Regions from separate parts of the Homo sapiens genome. Here region 2 is linked to region 1. The links are chromatin loops, found by intact Hi-C in ENCODE. Cell type or tissue: MCF 10A. All regions are shown on one strand.

Evidence for each region. A loop is a pair of places that touch in the nucleus more often than their neighbours do. Peaks named below come from ENCODE experiments on the same cell type or tissue, not always from the same donor. Only the 100,000 strongest peaks of a DNase experiment are listed, where the experiment ranks them.
Region 2: a loop joins it to region 1, with 5 times the contacts of the local background. A loop is called at or near these places in 3 of 110 quality-filtered maps.

What each region holds. Positions count from the first base shown.
Region 1 is chr3:29,277,470-29,285,469 of GRCh38, reverse strand. It overlaps RBMS3 (RNA binding motif single stranded interacting protein 3), which reads right to left and starts at 4,399. Exons shown (of 15, transcript NM_001003793.3): 1 at 3,714-4,399. The coding sequence starts at 3,788. It overlaps RBMS3-AS3 (RBMS3 antisense RNA 3), which reads left to right and starts at 4,531. Exons shown (of 3, transcript NR_109804.1): 1 at 4,531-4,739. RefSeq lists an enhancer at 5,495-5,544. In MCF 10A, a CTCF peak has its summit at 4,576 (motif pointing left); DNase peaks (open chromatin) are centred at 2,539, 2,819, 3,629 and 4,499.
Region 2 is chr3:30,748,980-30,756,979 of GRCh38, reverse strand. All of the region lies in intron 14 of GADL1 (glutamate decarboxylase like 1), which reads left to right. Among named protein-coding and RNA genes, the nearest start is that of GADL1, 140 kb to the left of the region's middle. In MCF 10A, no CTCF peak of the experiment used is centred here; a DNase peak (open chromatin) is centred at 3,819.

The DNA of each region.
Region 1 (8,000 bases):
GGAAGAAAGGAGAAACTTGCTGTGTGTGCTTAGGTAACTTTTTAAGTTTTATGAAGATGACTAAAGTTTTCCAAATATATGTGAGAGAAATATCTATTTCTCGGCTGGAAAAAAATCAATTCACCGGGCTGTAACCAGGTTTTCTTCTTTTTAGCTTACCTAGCTTGACTAATTTTTTTTCAAGAACCCCCCATCCACCCCCACCTACTCCCCACCACCACCCCCACCCCCACCCCACCCCGGCAAGTACCTCAAAAATTCAGAATGAAATTCAGCTGGGATCTCATAAGTCAACAGCAACAGGTTGTTTTTTTTTTGGAAAGGGTGATAAAATACTTAAAAAATGTTGGATTACAACTAATCAAACATTTTGTATTTTGTCATTAAGCTAATGAACTATTTTTTGAGCCCTTTTTCTCTAAAACTTGCTGATTATTCTGGGTGTCCCTTCCAAACAGCAAATTTGCCTTGATAAACTATTTTTTCATCCGGTTGTTTCTTATTTAAATATTACAACATATCACTAAGATTTCTTCATTATTCCTTAAGCGAAGTAATGTTCCTCCTTGAAATTGCTTCTTTTGGTAAAAAAAAAAAAAAAAAAAAAGAAAAATTCATCAAAAAGAAAATTGACAAATGACAACTTTTTAAAGACGTGAGGTGTGAAAGAGGGAGCACAGGATGACAACATTGTTACACATTATAGATATGAGTCAGCCACTGGGTTTTCATCTTAACTTACATGTATATTTTTCTAATATATAACATTTTAAGGATTTGAAAAATTATTTGAAGGAGCATAAACATTTACTTTTAAAGAAACAAAGTTGAGAGATTCATTCCAATGCAATGGAAAATAATAGGAGCAGAGAAGGCAGGGAAGTGTCGCAAGTTCTTCTAAAACTTTACTATGTATTCCAGGGAATGGAAACATCTGCATTTATTTCTTAAATCTCATTTTCATTTTGTTTTATCATTAAAAAATAGCAAAGGTATTTATCATTACACAAGTAGAAAAAGAGAGTTCAGCATGTGTGCATTTTCTGAAATAATGTAGTAATAAACATTTCAATCCTTTAAAATCCCATGAAGATTTTCCCCAAAAAACTAATGATAGTAAATAGCCCTTGTGGATTGGCAGGAAGAAAACCTACCTCAATTTAGAGAAAAATTTAAGATATGTTATCACCAGAATACGATTTTTACCTACCGTAGACTCTATTTTCATCAAACATAAGTATTATTGACATATCAGCATCATTTTAAATAGCTATGAATTTCAAATTGGATTATAACTCCAAGCCAAGGCTACAAAGAGTGGATTTTATGAATTCCACCCAGGCTTACCAAATAAATATAAGCAGCATGTACTTCATTTAAAATGATTATAAATTATATTTTGAGGTATAAGTGTAGAAGGAACAAAAAGTGATGTGGAAATAACCCAGTTGTTTTCCTGTTACACTGAAACATGATGGTACTTCATTGTATAGTATTAACCCTGTCAGAAAATCCCCAGTACCCACATTTTAAAATATGATTGCACATTGACTCTTCATCTCATTTCCTCTCTATGCAAGTTTCAAAACAGGGCACATTTTCTCATCTTCAGCTTCCAGGAATGCTATTAATGTCTGTCATTTCAGAGCCACCATAACAATACAGGACAACTTCAAAGCATTGTCAACATTTTACAACATAATAATCAATGTGAACTACCATGATAGGCAAAATAGCTGATCTTATATTCCCTACTATCCTGATCTGATTATCCAAATATCAACATAGGACGCCTAATGGATCTAACTTCTTTAAAAATGTTCCAGAAGTTCAAGGTGTTGGCTAGCTTGAGAGTAACAAGATCCAGATGCCGCCTGTCTATACAACACTAAACTACATAGAACTCCAAAACAGATATCTACAATCTCCCTATTTTTCAGGCTCCTCTCTTTTCCCTCACTACTCCACTCTCTCTCTTTACCCCCCATCTTTCTCTCTCTCGCACACACTTTCTACTAGTATAGCTCATCCAGCAGCCTGTGTCTTTGAAAAAATGTGCATAACATTCACTATTTCCTGTTAGTAATAGGTTAAAAGAAGTCTCAAACAGAAAAACAATTATGTTATTCATTTCAATCTAAAGTTTCTTTTCTGAATATATACCATAGTAGAAAACAAGGACCCGAAACAAAGTGTAATTTTTGAAACACTTGGAAAAATGTAGCCAAATGAGTAAAAGGGATGGAATGTCTGATATTTTTCATGCAACCTTTGAGTTTATTGTTTTTGTTTTGTTGAGGCATGAGAAATGACTGTAAATTTTCCCCTTTTAACTTGTCCTTGCTCTGCCATTTCCTTGAGGAATGGCAGGCAGCATTCTCAACCTAACACCCCCAAAGAGTTAAAACTTAAGGCACCGAGCAGGAGGGCTAGTCTATTTAAGCATCAGCAGCACAAACTAAATGCTCACAAAGGCAAATAGCAGTGTGAGTCGACCTTGGAGGGGCAGGGTGGATTACAAAGCAATTGAAAAAGAAAAAAACAAAGCAATAATCTTTTGTATAATACTGAAAGTCTGCTTCCCAGTCTGGTTTACAAATAGGCGTTGCTGGACGAGACAAAATAAATGACAGATAACTACAGCATGAATTACCTAACCCTAATCACATCACCGAGTCCTGGTGACAGCATAGATCATTCAGGCACGCCTTGTTCACTCTCGGCATATTTATTTATTAAGGAGACGGTGGAGTCTGGCTAATGCTAATGCAATACAAAATAATATCACCCGTACACTCGAGGTGGTCACTCCGCTAACATGTTTTCCCCCTAATCAAGTCCAATTTAATTGACAAATCGGAGCAGTGATTTCACACCTGAGAGTCTTTCATGTCTTAACTGCAGGATAAAGTTCAGGGTAGGTACTGCCCACTGCTTACTTACGTGGGCTTGCCTCTGGGCCCCTAATGGTCATTTGACACACACACATAAAGCCTAAAGTATTTAACCAATTCAAGTCCAATTATGATCAGTTACATTTCATTCCTTTTCAAGACTCAGGCCTCCTCATGGCAGCTACACAGAAAAATAGATCTTCTAAAAGTAAAGAACATCTATTGTAAAGCAGTCTGTAGCATGCTGATCATCCTCAACATAAAATAAAATAGGCAAGGCAAATTAAAAATAAAAATAAACTCTCAGAGACTCTGGTAGGAGCCCTATACCTTCTCACACCCTTCTTTCATTCTATACCCTGCGATTAAAAGTTTGAGTTACCCCCACCGTTGCACGTCCTATCCAGTGGGAAAAACCCTTTTAGAGCCACAATCAAAGAACAGCTCACCAGAAAAGCCCCTGAAATTATATTCTTGTGCCTGGTAATCACTGTTGTGATCTGCTTTCTAAAAACCGTGCCCATCTGCAAAAGACGTTCCTGATATCAGGACCATTTATGCTGCCAAATAACAACAAAGAAACTGAACTCAAGTGAAACTATTATCTCTCCTTAAAGAGAAAGCTACAATTCCGGGTTTGCTGCTTTCTTCTTATGTCTTCCTCTGCCTCATTAACTCCATTGGTATGTCACTAATTTCAAAGAAGCAGGAAGAAGTGATGGGGGTGGGGGTTAACTAATAATTCACACGCCTGTCTGTTTCCCATCCCAAGTGCAGAACGATACCACGCTGATCGCCAGACCGTGGGTCAAGCCATACCTTGGTTTGGAGATAATGAGGATAGTAGTAAGTGTACTGGGGGTACATTTGTGGCTGATCCAGGCGTTTGCCCATGTAGCTGGAATCTTTATCTCCGAGGCAGGGAACTGGATGACAGGGTATAGTGCCCCAGGCCGAGCTTCCTCTTAAACCACTATTCCTGACAGTCCCGGTGACTGATGAGGCTTCAGAGACTCCACCACTCGCTAGTTCCAACACAGCAAGAATTTTTTTAAAAAACAAAACAAAACAAAAAACACACACCAAAGGAAAAAAAAAAAGGGCGAGGAGTGAGATCTGTAGAAAAAACACCCACACACAGCCTTCCCAGATCTTGCCTGGCTTCCCCCAGCTGCCGGGGTCCACTTGGGATGAGGCAGTTTGTTCTCTAACCAGGCTGTCTGTAGTGATGTCAATTGCCAGCGTTCGTAAAGGGGGAAAAAAATCAAAGTCCTTTTAGCACAACTCCGAATCCTTGCAGATCAGCTTCCTGTCTCTTGGTTGTCTCTTTCCCCACCTTAAAGAAAAAGAAAAAAGAGAGAGAGAAAGAGAAAGAAAGAAAGAAAAAGAAAGAAAGAAAGAAAAAGAAAGGGGAAAAAGAAAAAAAAAAAGAAAAAAAGGAAGAAAAAAAAAAAAAAAAAACCTTGTACAGCTTAGTTGCTGCTGTCTCCCTCCCAGAGTGACATGGTGTTCGGGGCTTGTCCTGTCCTTTCATTCACTTCCCCTCCTTCCAGCCGGTGGGTGGAACCGAGAGAGCCTCTCCAGGGAGCAGCGTACGCAGTCCAGAAGGCTGCAGTATTTCCTCCAAGAAAAAAAAAAAAAAAGGCTGCTTCAACCCCTGCTGCAAGCAAAGTTCCGATTCCCTCTGCTGGCTATCTCGAATAGCAAGCGATTTTTGCAGCAACGCTGCTGCCGCTGGAACTGAACCTGAAGAACTCAAATGCGGGCGGTGGATTATTTCTTATCCCTCCTCCATCTACCCCACACAAGAGCTGCTTTTTGTTCCTCTTTTTGCCAAGTTCCAAGGTAAGCCACACTGCTAAACAAAACACAGAAGAGAGGGAAGAGAGGACGAAAGAAGGAAGGAGGAGAAAGGAAAAGAAATAAAGGCAGGGGAACTAACCTTGCTGGTTAAAGGGGAAAAAAGTAAGTCCCGGATGCTTTCAAAATCTGTTAACACGCTAGAGCCAGACGCATCCAAGAGCTGATTGAGAAACTAACCTTTTACTACCTGGAAAACTTGGTGGATGTTAAGTATTGAAGAAATTTTAGGGTCTACTCCAGGACTACTATTAATGCCACATGTCATCAGATTGGACTGATCAACTGAACATATCAAAAATAATAACTTTTTTAAAATACATCCATTTTGTAAAAAAAAAAAAAAAAAAAATCAAAGGAAGTGACCCCTTAGGTTCGTCAGATATTTTACAGATAAAATCTGTTTCTCCCATTGTCTCTCTCTTTATGATTATTTTGTTGCATTGATGCTTTAATCACTTTACTGATATCATCTAAAAAAAAAAGAACAAAAATCATAATTGCTTGGCAGAGTTTTTTCCCACCAATGATAATATTCTGTCATGTCTATCAGCTGCTACATTATAATACAAATTGTTTCAGATAAAATATATTTCCTTAAAGGGTCCCTTTTCAAGGCGGGCGAGGCTAAAATTAGATGTGCCAGCTGTGTTTTGCTGCGAGTGCTCACGCATGCCCAAAGCGTGGGCAGACCAATACTGAGCTCTTTTCTACTTTGTCAAGTCGGCTCTGTTCTCCTGAGCCCAGAGTCTCCTATTTAGATAAAAGGTCCCTGGTACAAATCCAGCTTCCTAGTCAAGAAGAACAGAGAATTTGGGCTCAGTGCACACATGGTGTCCATCCACATACAAGCCGCACCACCCCTAAAGCAACTGGCTTCCACCGAGGGGAACTGGTTTCTGGAAGCTGTGTGAGTGCATACGTGTTCCTTGGATAAAAATAAGGATGGCAGGTAAATAGTTTTATGTTTTACTTTTGACAAGAATAACAATCAGAAGGAAGGAAGGATGGAGGGTGAGAGGGTAAGAGTTAGGAGGCCCTGACAACATGGTGATTGAGAATATTAAATCAACCCCACCTATCTCTTAAATGTATTATTTGGGGCCTCAGTTGTCCCATCTATAAAATAGAAATACTGCCAACTCTCCTGGCTGAAGGCAGTACACTGAATCAGACACTAAAAATGACACTGATTTAAAAATCCTCCAGTGGTGTCACGTTTCTCAAACAATAAAGTCCTGACTCTTTGGAATAGGTTTCAGGACACTTGACGAGCTGTCTGGCCCTGGCTTTCTACTCTAGTCTCGGACTTTCAACTCTGCCCCTCACATCCTATACCGGAGTCACTCTGAGCTACTTTCAGGACAGGAACATGCTCTCAGAGGCTTCTGTCATTCCCTCTTCCTGGAGTGCTCTCCCAAGTCCATCTCCACCTCTTTTACCCTTCAGCCTGTCCTTCAGGTCTCAGTATGGATATCACCTCCTCACAGTAGCTTTCTCTAAACCCTTCCTTCTCTGCTGCACTTTATATTTGCCCTCATAGAAGGCTTATTCTACATGTATTTGCCTGCTTATTGTTTGTTTCTTCCATGATGTTCTAAACTCTAGGGGGGCAGGAGGTCACATTGTTCTCACTTGCCTTTATATTTCCAAAAACTTGCATAGAGTTGAGCACAAAATGGGTGTTCAGTAAATGTCTGAAGAATAAAATGTTAGACATAATTAATAATTTTTCAACCTGACTTACATCCCTCTTTCAGTACATTTCAGTCCCTGTTACAGGTCAAGAATTGACCTGGGTGCAGGATATAGAGGCACATGAATCAGAACAAGGTCCTTCTTTCATCGAGTTTATATTTAGTGGGGAAGGGGGGACAAACAAAGGGATAAAGAAGTAAATATGCAGTATAATGTCAGGAAATACAAAGCGCTGTAAGGAAATATGAAACAGAGTAAAGAGAAACAAAGTCACAGAGATTCTACTTTAAACAAGATAGGAAAATGCTCTCCAAGGAAGAGCCTTGGAAAATGCTTTCCTAAGGTCAAAGCAAGGGTGTGAACCATTCTCTGGGTATTGTGCACTGTGAGAATACTTCGTGTTAATGCCTTGGATCCCATCCAGACTGCCTGGGTTCCAATCCTGCCCCTTCTTCATTCATCTCCCTCAGTTTCTTCATCCATCAAATATCACTATTCACTTCATACAGTTATTTAGAAAACCAACCCAGATAAACACATGAAGCTTTTAAAACACCTTGTACCATGTTGGATCTGCTTAACAAATGCCAGCCTGCACATGGGGGAAAAACATCCCAGTCACAGGGAACAGTAAGTACAGAACGGCCTGCAGTGGGACTGTGTCTTTGGAATGTGCAAGATCCGGCACAGAGGCTGAAATGAAGCAAGTGAGGAAAGACCATAAAATGGGGTTAGGGAGGTACCCTTGGGCCAGATCATATAAACCTTAGTAAAGAACTGATATGGAAAGCTAATTAATTGATAGTTAACAGTACAGCAAGGACTTTATCCAAATATTCAGATTCTACATCTAGTCATCTTCAACTATAGAATGCTGTCATTTAAACAACCTATTAATGCTCCTCCAAGTTCTATCTTGTAAGAACAAAATCCAAGATTGCTTTGGCTAATTCTGCCACCATGGACAAAGGATATAAATACTCTTTCATTAATACATGGTCTAGATACTCCTTAAAGGGAAAAGAATACTGTCTTATTTACAAATGAAAGGCCAAATGACTCCTCAGCCAAAACTGATATAACCCATTATCTGTAAAGTTCCCAGCATGTGTTGATGCTATCAGCAATTTCTACATAAAATTGTTACTTTTTAAAATGCTATTTGATTTCGTTGGATTATTGTAATGTTTTAGGCATAAATTGTCATTAGCTTAAAAACCCTCATTGCACCTTCAAAGCTTTTCTTAAGTAATGCAAAGTAGGTTTACCACCTGTGGGAATTGTAAAACCTGTGTTTTTGTTTTTTATTTTCTTCCCTCAGAGACACCAGTAGCCATGGCAATTCAGGAGGCAAGATACTCACATCAGAAATAGTTTTTATATCATTTCTGCTCTGTTGGAGCAGTAGCGCTTTCCATTTAAATGATCAAGTTAAGGTAGGAGGTAACTGGTTTAAGGCACTCTCTAAATCAGAAGACAGCTGTGTCCTATTTGCCAACTAACCAACAAATTTCATACAAATCCAAGAACAGCAAACTGCATCAAAGG
Region 2 (8,000 bases), 1.5 Mb before region 1:
ACTTATTACCCCTCTCCTTTGACATGTCCCCCCCATGGACTCTGGTTGGAGGCTAGTGCTGAGTTATTGCTACATAAACTACCCCCAAACTCCAGTGGTTTAAACACAATCAAGCCTATCTTTCCTAATGAATCTGGATGGATCTACTGGTCTTGGCAAGTGTAAGAGAGACAAGCCATCAGCTATGGGTCAGGTAGGGAGCTCTGCTGGATCTTGGCTGTGTTTGCTGCTGAAGGGTGGACAAGGATGGCCTCATCTGGGACAACTAAACTCTCCTCCGCATGATCTCTACTTCCCAATCAGGCTAATCCAGGCTTGTTCTGCCAGTGGTAGTGTTCCGAGAGCAAATGTATTTGCAAAGGAAGTTACCTTGAGGCCTTGGGTCAGAATTTAGCACACGATTACTTCTGCTGTTTTCTATGAACCAAAGCAAATTCCAAGACCAGGCTAGATTACAGAGATGAGGAATAGACTTCACCTGTTGATAGTAGGAACTTCAAAGGCACAGTGCAAAAAGTGGTAGAAGGATAATTGGTACCATATTTGCAGTCATTCTACCACAAAGATGCCTTTATAACTTTATACATTATAGAGTGTTTTATGGCTTGACAAGTGTTTACACATCCACAATCTCACTTGGACTTGGCAACGAATCCTAGATAGTCAATTTCCTTCTTATTCTCATCTTATGTAGGAGGAAACTGAGGCCAGATCAGTTGAGTAGCTGAGTTTCAGAACTTACGTTTCTCTTGTTACCAAGCTCCATGTTCATTGTCATGGTCCATAAAAACATTTTATCAAAATAAAGTGAAAATGAATGCTTGACATAGCTAGATCCTGTGCCCCGAAGAGTGGCGAGTCATTTCATCTCTGCTGCTGCTGGTTCCCTGCTGCCAAAACATTTGTGAAACTCCTCCTGCACAGCCCTAGGTCTCCTGCACAGTCCCAAGGTTTCTCCTGCGAGGCCTGGGTGAGGTGACTGTGTGAACTATCAAGCAGCTGAGGTCTTAATCTGCATATAGGAGGCAGCTTGTGGGAGTCTACCACCAGGGACCATAGCAGTGGCTCACACAGAGGAACCAGCCATTTAAAGCTGACTTGGAACTGTGTATGAATGTTATGTATGCAAATGATGACCTCTTGGTAGGAAAAAAAGTACCTTTGGCATTTGTTTAAATCTTTTTCTAATCACAACATAGGTATCTAGACATTTGCCTTTTGTTTCATTCATTCGTTTAACAATTATTTATTGAACATTTCCAATGTGTCAGACACTATTCTAAGGAGGACTCCCAGACCTGAATGAGTTTATAGTCTAACAGGGGATTCAGACATTTAAACACTACCGCTATTAGGCTAGTATATATTTTCTACAACTGTCACACACACACACAAGCAAAAATGGACGATTTCCTGTCGTAACATATTGCAAAGGAGATAGCCCTCCTAGGACAGGCCCAAGAAATTCCTTAGGGGGAGAAGTCTTCACTTATCTTTCAGGTTACTGTAATATTTTTAGATGTGTGAATAATCTTTGTATTTATTCCAGTGCTGGCTTAGAGAAGTTTTTAGCTTATTAGAATATCTACATAGAAAAACAAGTTTTTTAGTAATAGTATCTTCTTCCAAGAAGCTGGCTTGGAACTCTCCATTTATTGTTGCTATTTAATAAGAAAAGCATCCAGGTTAATAAATCAAGCTGATGGTTTCACCATGTAAACATCTTTGAATATTTTAGTCAGTAATTATCTCCTATTGCATGCAAGACAAATATAAATGATATGATTTACAGTAAGGTACAGGTTAGTTTTTGTGGTGGGAGGTCATCTGTATGACATTCACTATAGAGTCCCAAGTCAGCTTTAACTGGCTAATTTTCTCTATGTGAAGCACTGCGTTGTCCCTGGGTAGGCTAAATCCTCTGGATATCTTGCTAGATCAAACAATATTCTTCAACCAGAAATCTTTTCAGAGATGCTGAAAATGCTAAAGTGCTCCCCCGTTTTGGTCTGCTTCCTCAGTGAAAGTCTCTTGGTTTTTCAATATTTGACCATTTATTATCAAGTTACTGAATAATTTAAAAATCCTACCCAAGCACATGAGACTTTCAGAAAAAAAATCAGTGCCCTGCAGTTTTTGCCCCCTCATAGAACAGAGTTAAAATTCATTTTTAGAAAAACATGCTGGGTAATTACATCTTCTACATTTGCCAGTTTATCTCTGTTAAACATAGTAAACATCTCACTGCTTAATTTGCTCTGTCAGCCACGGCTTTTAGAAGAACCAGAGCTCTTAGGCAGTTGAGATTTTATGTCTGCAGTATAATTTCACAGGCAGTTTTTTTTTTGTATTCTTGGCTCATTTACAGTCAACTATCTTCCAAACTCCATGAAGCTTAAATATTTAGCCATTGAGGTAATACACTCTTTGTCATCTGTCAGCTTAGCGGTAGAATTTGGACTCCATATTCTTGATGCTCCCAGAACTCCTGAAGATTCGAGAGTCCGTCATTGGCATTCCTATGAGGCTTTTTTCTATATCCCTTTAGGATTCATGCTTTTAAGGCTTATGGTTGAATATATCCTATCAGAATGTAGCCCCAACATATTCTTTCCTGAAGGAAGCTAAGATATTACTTGATAACTTGTTTCATCAGTTTGACAGAATTATAGTTTGTTCCCCCACAAAAGGCTTGCATGTGGTTCTCCTTTACACATCTTGAAAAAATAAAATGGTAGGCTTTCTGCCCCTCACATTGAACTTGTAATCCATGAGGAAAGCAAAAAAGGATGAAGCCATACTTCAAAAGCCAATCCACAACCTTGTCTATTTTTCTTAAAAGGGTTTTTACTTATTTGGGAGGCACATTAGCAATCAGACGCTTTTTCAGGAAAGCCTGTGTGACTAATTTAGTTTACTATTTGAAGGTGGAAAATATAGAATACAATTGGTAATGCAAGTAGCCCTCACCACCTCAGTCCTCCTTGGGAAAATCCGTAGGTGGCCATGGCTTTTAGCGTGCTAACAGTAGTGATGTCATTTTAGGCAATTGCTTCCCTCTTCTGGATTCATCAATGGTCTAGTTACCTCATTTGCAGGGTCCACTAAAACAAAAGTTGAGTGAGGAGCCTCAGAGATTTAAGTGTACAAGGAAGCTAGCCTGTTTTCTTGCAATTTATGAATTAGATAAATCTTGCATAGGAACACATGTATTTGTAAGTTTAGTTAAAAAGCAAATTAAGTTTTCATTTATTGTACTTGTGCCCACTGGATTCACGTTGGTTTCCTCATATTATCTAAATATGAACTGGGATTCTCTAAGCCACATCCCGCAAGTAAACAAGAGTGATCTTAAGTACTGTAAGAAAACAAGTTATCTTTAAGTCTGTTGGTCTTCCGACGCTTGTTTGAAAGAGCTCAATGACAGAATAGCAAGAACAGGGATTTTTCATTAATCACCTTTCTACAAAGAAACTATCCTTCCTTAAATTTGGTTTTTTAGGATTGAAAAAACCTGAGAATTTTTTCCTAAAAATTAAAAAATAAACTAAGGAAAAACCTCAACCAAGGTAAATAAGCAAAATGCAAATTATGCACAAACCTGCCATGGATATTTTCAAAGACATATTTGAAACTAGAATTCAAAATACATGGTTTTGAGGAAGAATTTCTGAATCAAAGGAATAAATGTCAGAAAACATACTATTGTGTATAGATCATGTAACGTAGATTGGAACTATCTCCATTCACACAATCTGAAGGGAATTTCTGCTTGCCTGCAGTCAGGGGTGGGGCCTGTGTAGCGTGGTTAATATTTCGCAAGGTTACTTAGAAGATTGAAATCAGACTAAATAACTGACTCACCCATAAGAAAAAGACACTGCACTTATTTATTGGCAGTGACAGCATTTTGATTTTAAAGAGTAGCTGGTTTAAGAAGATGCCCGTTATGACTCTCCTTTAGGAATCTATTTTTAAAATTTAATATTTAAATACTGCTGACAATGAAGTGTTCAAAACCAAGTTAAAAAACGAGGATTGTGTTCTCAACTGAATTCAGAAGCCCTACCAGCTTGCCATCATCTTATACTGATTTGACTTCTAGCCACTTTTAGTTATTTGAGAACTTAATTATCTTGTTAACTTAAATAGAAAACTCTTGTCTTCCAGCAGCCTAGATTGTTTTAACCTGCCATTAACATCTCAAATGCTAACAAATCTTTGGACTCCACTTTCTAAATACTCAAAGGAACTAAGAGCTGGGGGAAGTTCCTCTAGAACAGTCACTTTCTCCCTTCTGCTACTGTCACAGTGCTATGAAGTATGCTCCAGTGGACGTTTTCTTGTAACGATATTTAAGGGGAACAGGTTAAGAGAAAGGACAGAGAAAAACACTCGCATAACTCCTCGAGACTGGGTTTATGAGTGGTTATGGTGATTTAAAGAAGCAAACAGTGTCCCACAGCATCCTCATCGCCAGGGCTATCCCAAATTTATAGTAACTAGATACAGAGCATTATCTAAAAGCAGAGACTGGCTGCGGCACAGACTCCATTGTTACTCCCATCCTCTTTCACCATACATGTCTATCTCCATGCAAGGTGCACCACTTAAATAGATTGTGCTTAAACTGCACCCGTAACTGTCAGCAAGAGAGATAGGCCCCTACAACGCCTGAAATGAAAGTTAAGCTGTGTTTCGTGCCAGCCTGTGCTAGTGCTCGGTTTGTGGATCTAGCCTCCCTTAAGTTTAAAAGGAAAAGCTGTCGAAAACCCTAAAGTTACCTGAGAGAACTTAACAGCACTACATCAGAGCCGCATCTTCTGCTCAAGCTTCTCAGTGAAGTACTCAGTCAGGTACCACTGTGTGTGTGGAATGAGAAACCACAGCAGTACTTTAACGAAATAGGTTTCAGCACATGGGCCTGGGTAGCCTTTAGAAGCATTCTGCCTACTGGGTTTAATTTCAGAATCGTCCTATCTTATTTAGACAGCCATCAGTAAGTCTTTGCTGTTGTTCTTTTCATCTTCAGCCTCATTACCCTTTGCCATTCAATGGGATATTGGGGAGAGAAACAAGATTGGTTGGGGATGAAAAGGGAAGCTAGATTTAGCCCTGCCATTTAATCCTACTTCTGTGTTTAGTCAGAGACAAAAAAAGCTTTCCAAGGGACTTTCCTCTAAAAACTATGAGCCATGAAATGGCGAGACCATCGGGGGGCACCAGCGCAGCAGAAATCTAGTTCAGTTTCTCAGTGCATAGATCTCCGTGTCTATGAGACACGATTGTAGTTAAGACTAGATGAAGGGGTGGGCTTATAGGGAGATAATTCCTCAAACTGTTTCAGTCTTTCAGTTTTCACATTAGCCTATCTTCTATAGATACCTCCACTCAAGTTCTAGAAAGCCTTTTTTCTAGTCTACTAGATATTTCCAGCTTGCCTATTTTCATAGGCAAATAGCATTACAAGATCTAGTTGCCCAGGTTCTAGTTACCCAGGTTCTCGGAATGTTGAACAGAAGACACGAAGGAATAAAAGAAGCAATGAAAGACAAAGCAACAGAAGAACGGAGTAAGGAAAGAAAAAGCACAGACTGAGCGAAGACAACTCACAGAATAGAAACAAACACCAGCAAGCGGCTCAAGAGTCTCCTTACCACAATGGTCCCAGGGCTTTATAAAGCCAAAAGAATTGGCAACACCCCCCACGTGCCCTTTAGAGGCCTCCAATTGGTTATGCCCTTTGAAGGATTGGCCTGTGACCAATCAGAGGCTGAAGTGAGGCTTGGCCCTCAATCAGAGGCTGAACTGGAAACTCCTGTCTTGTTATCACAGGAGCGAGGATATGGCCCGTAAGCTGCCCAATCTTGCCTAGAACTGGCTGCACCTGCTGTTCTTTTGCTTATGCGAATTGGCTGCACCTGTTGTTCTTTTGTTTATGCCTTAACCCCGGTTACCCTAATTCCTATTCTCCTGTCTCAATAGTTCTTTACTTCTTTCTCTCAAAGCACGCTTCTTTTATATTTATTACAAAGGTTGACTTTGTGTTTCAGATAATGTCCTCTGTCTTTCAAAAATATTTAAAATGTATAATGCTTTATTATAGGATCCACCAGAGACTAATGTTCATTGAAAATAAAAAAATGAGCTAAGGCGAATGAATTAGCAACTTTTTAGTCAAGCTGAAAATAAGTTAGTTTGAAGAAGATATGAATTGAAATCCATATGAAGCCGCAGGACAAATTACATATACGTATATGTATATTTTATATTGTGTGTGCGTGTGTTGTTAATATTGACAATTAGCTGTAGCAATTGTGTTAAAAAAAAAAAGTGGCTGCAAGAGGAGAGAAGGGATAGACGGAAATTTTTATACAGTGGGCGTTTGCATCATTTCATTACACTGGAAACATCAACTGGTACTCTTTCCACAGCTAGTGTGGCATTTCTCATAACCTTGCCTTTGCAATGTTGTTTGGGCATCTCGGTAGACCTGGTGTTTTGGAAGCCTAAGCAGAGGGAGGCCGACAGTATCGGTGATGTCAGTGGATGTGGACGATGCATCATACCCACTTGTGCCACTCCGTGTGCTGTTACAGCTTTCATGAGATAGACTGTTGGTGCGTGTCTGGTGACCAGAGGATGAATTGCCCAACTCAGGACATTTTTGAAACTGAAAAGGATACTATCAATAATCACACCAGAACAACAACATAAAGAAATAAGTACTTTTGTAAGAAACCAGCATCTCCAGTTATGTGCTCTTCTGATTGTAATTTTAGCGCCTTCTGTCCCATTCATTAAAATATTTCAGAGCAAGAGTGAGAGGAATATTATATGGGGATAATCTGCAGTATTTTCTAATTTACTTTGATGAAGAAGGAGAAAGAGGAGGAGGAGTCACTTGTAAATTCTTGTACTGTAACCTGAATGATAATAAGTTGCCTACACAACACACAGCTGATTGAATGACAGCAAAATCTGACCTTTGTCTAAAGTACAAAACCTCCTGCCCAAAGCACTCTTTTCCATTGGCCCTCATCATTGGCTGTAGAATACCCTGATTTAAATCTCCATCACAGTTTATTCTTCAGTTATGACAGATAGCCCATTTCATTTTATATCATAGTTGTTTTCATGTTTTATTGCCGGTCCCTGAGTATAAGTCTAATTATCCTCAGTAGAGTGCCTCGGGAGCTCGTGTCAGCTGTTCAGCTGGGGCGAATGAAACCACTCAGTAGAGGACTTCTGCCTGCCTTCAGGTGCTTCTCAGGTGTTGCCTAGCAGATTGAAAATGTGTTGCTAGGTAAAAACCTTCCTTCTCTATTATTTCAAGGACCACAAACACAGACACACAAAATCAGGGAAGCACAGTTGGAATGTTTGAAAACTGTTCTGTTCTCTAAGATCAAAGTAGGTCCCATTAGTCTAAAGTGCTGGCTTCTTGAAGAAATGTCCTAAGATTCACCTGTTGCTAAAAATAGGCATGAGTTAGTCAGTACATTGCTGGATTAAAGATAGTGACAGCTAATTAGTCATTGTTCAAACAATAGAAGAGTTGAAAAGAGAAAGTGAGAGACACTCCAGCATTCTGGCCAGTCTTCTTTTCTTCTGATTTTAGAGAGAAGACCAAGAGTGTAATGGGAGGTCACTGTGTTCCTAGTGGCCTATGATTGAGGCTTTCAGACCTTATGTAACCTTTTCTGCTTCACCTAAAAGGAAAATTTAACATGCTGAGCAATACAAACACAGCATTTATTTCCATTTAAGACTGGATAGAATCAATTACTCACAGAAACTATGATACCCCAAATGGCAGGCTGACCATGTGACTTCAGAGCAACCGCTAGAAAACACAAAGCAAGATTCCAATCAGGAACAGTGCAGTGAGGTTTCCTGAAAGTCAGACTAGGGTACATGAAGGCAAGATTGATTCGGGAATTGATAATTATAGTAAAAGAACCACAACATTGAATGTGAGGGATTGTGTTGTTGTTTTG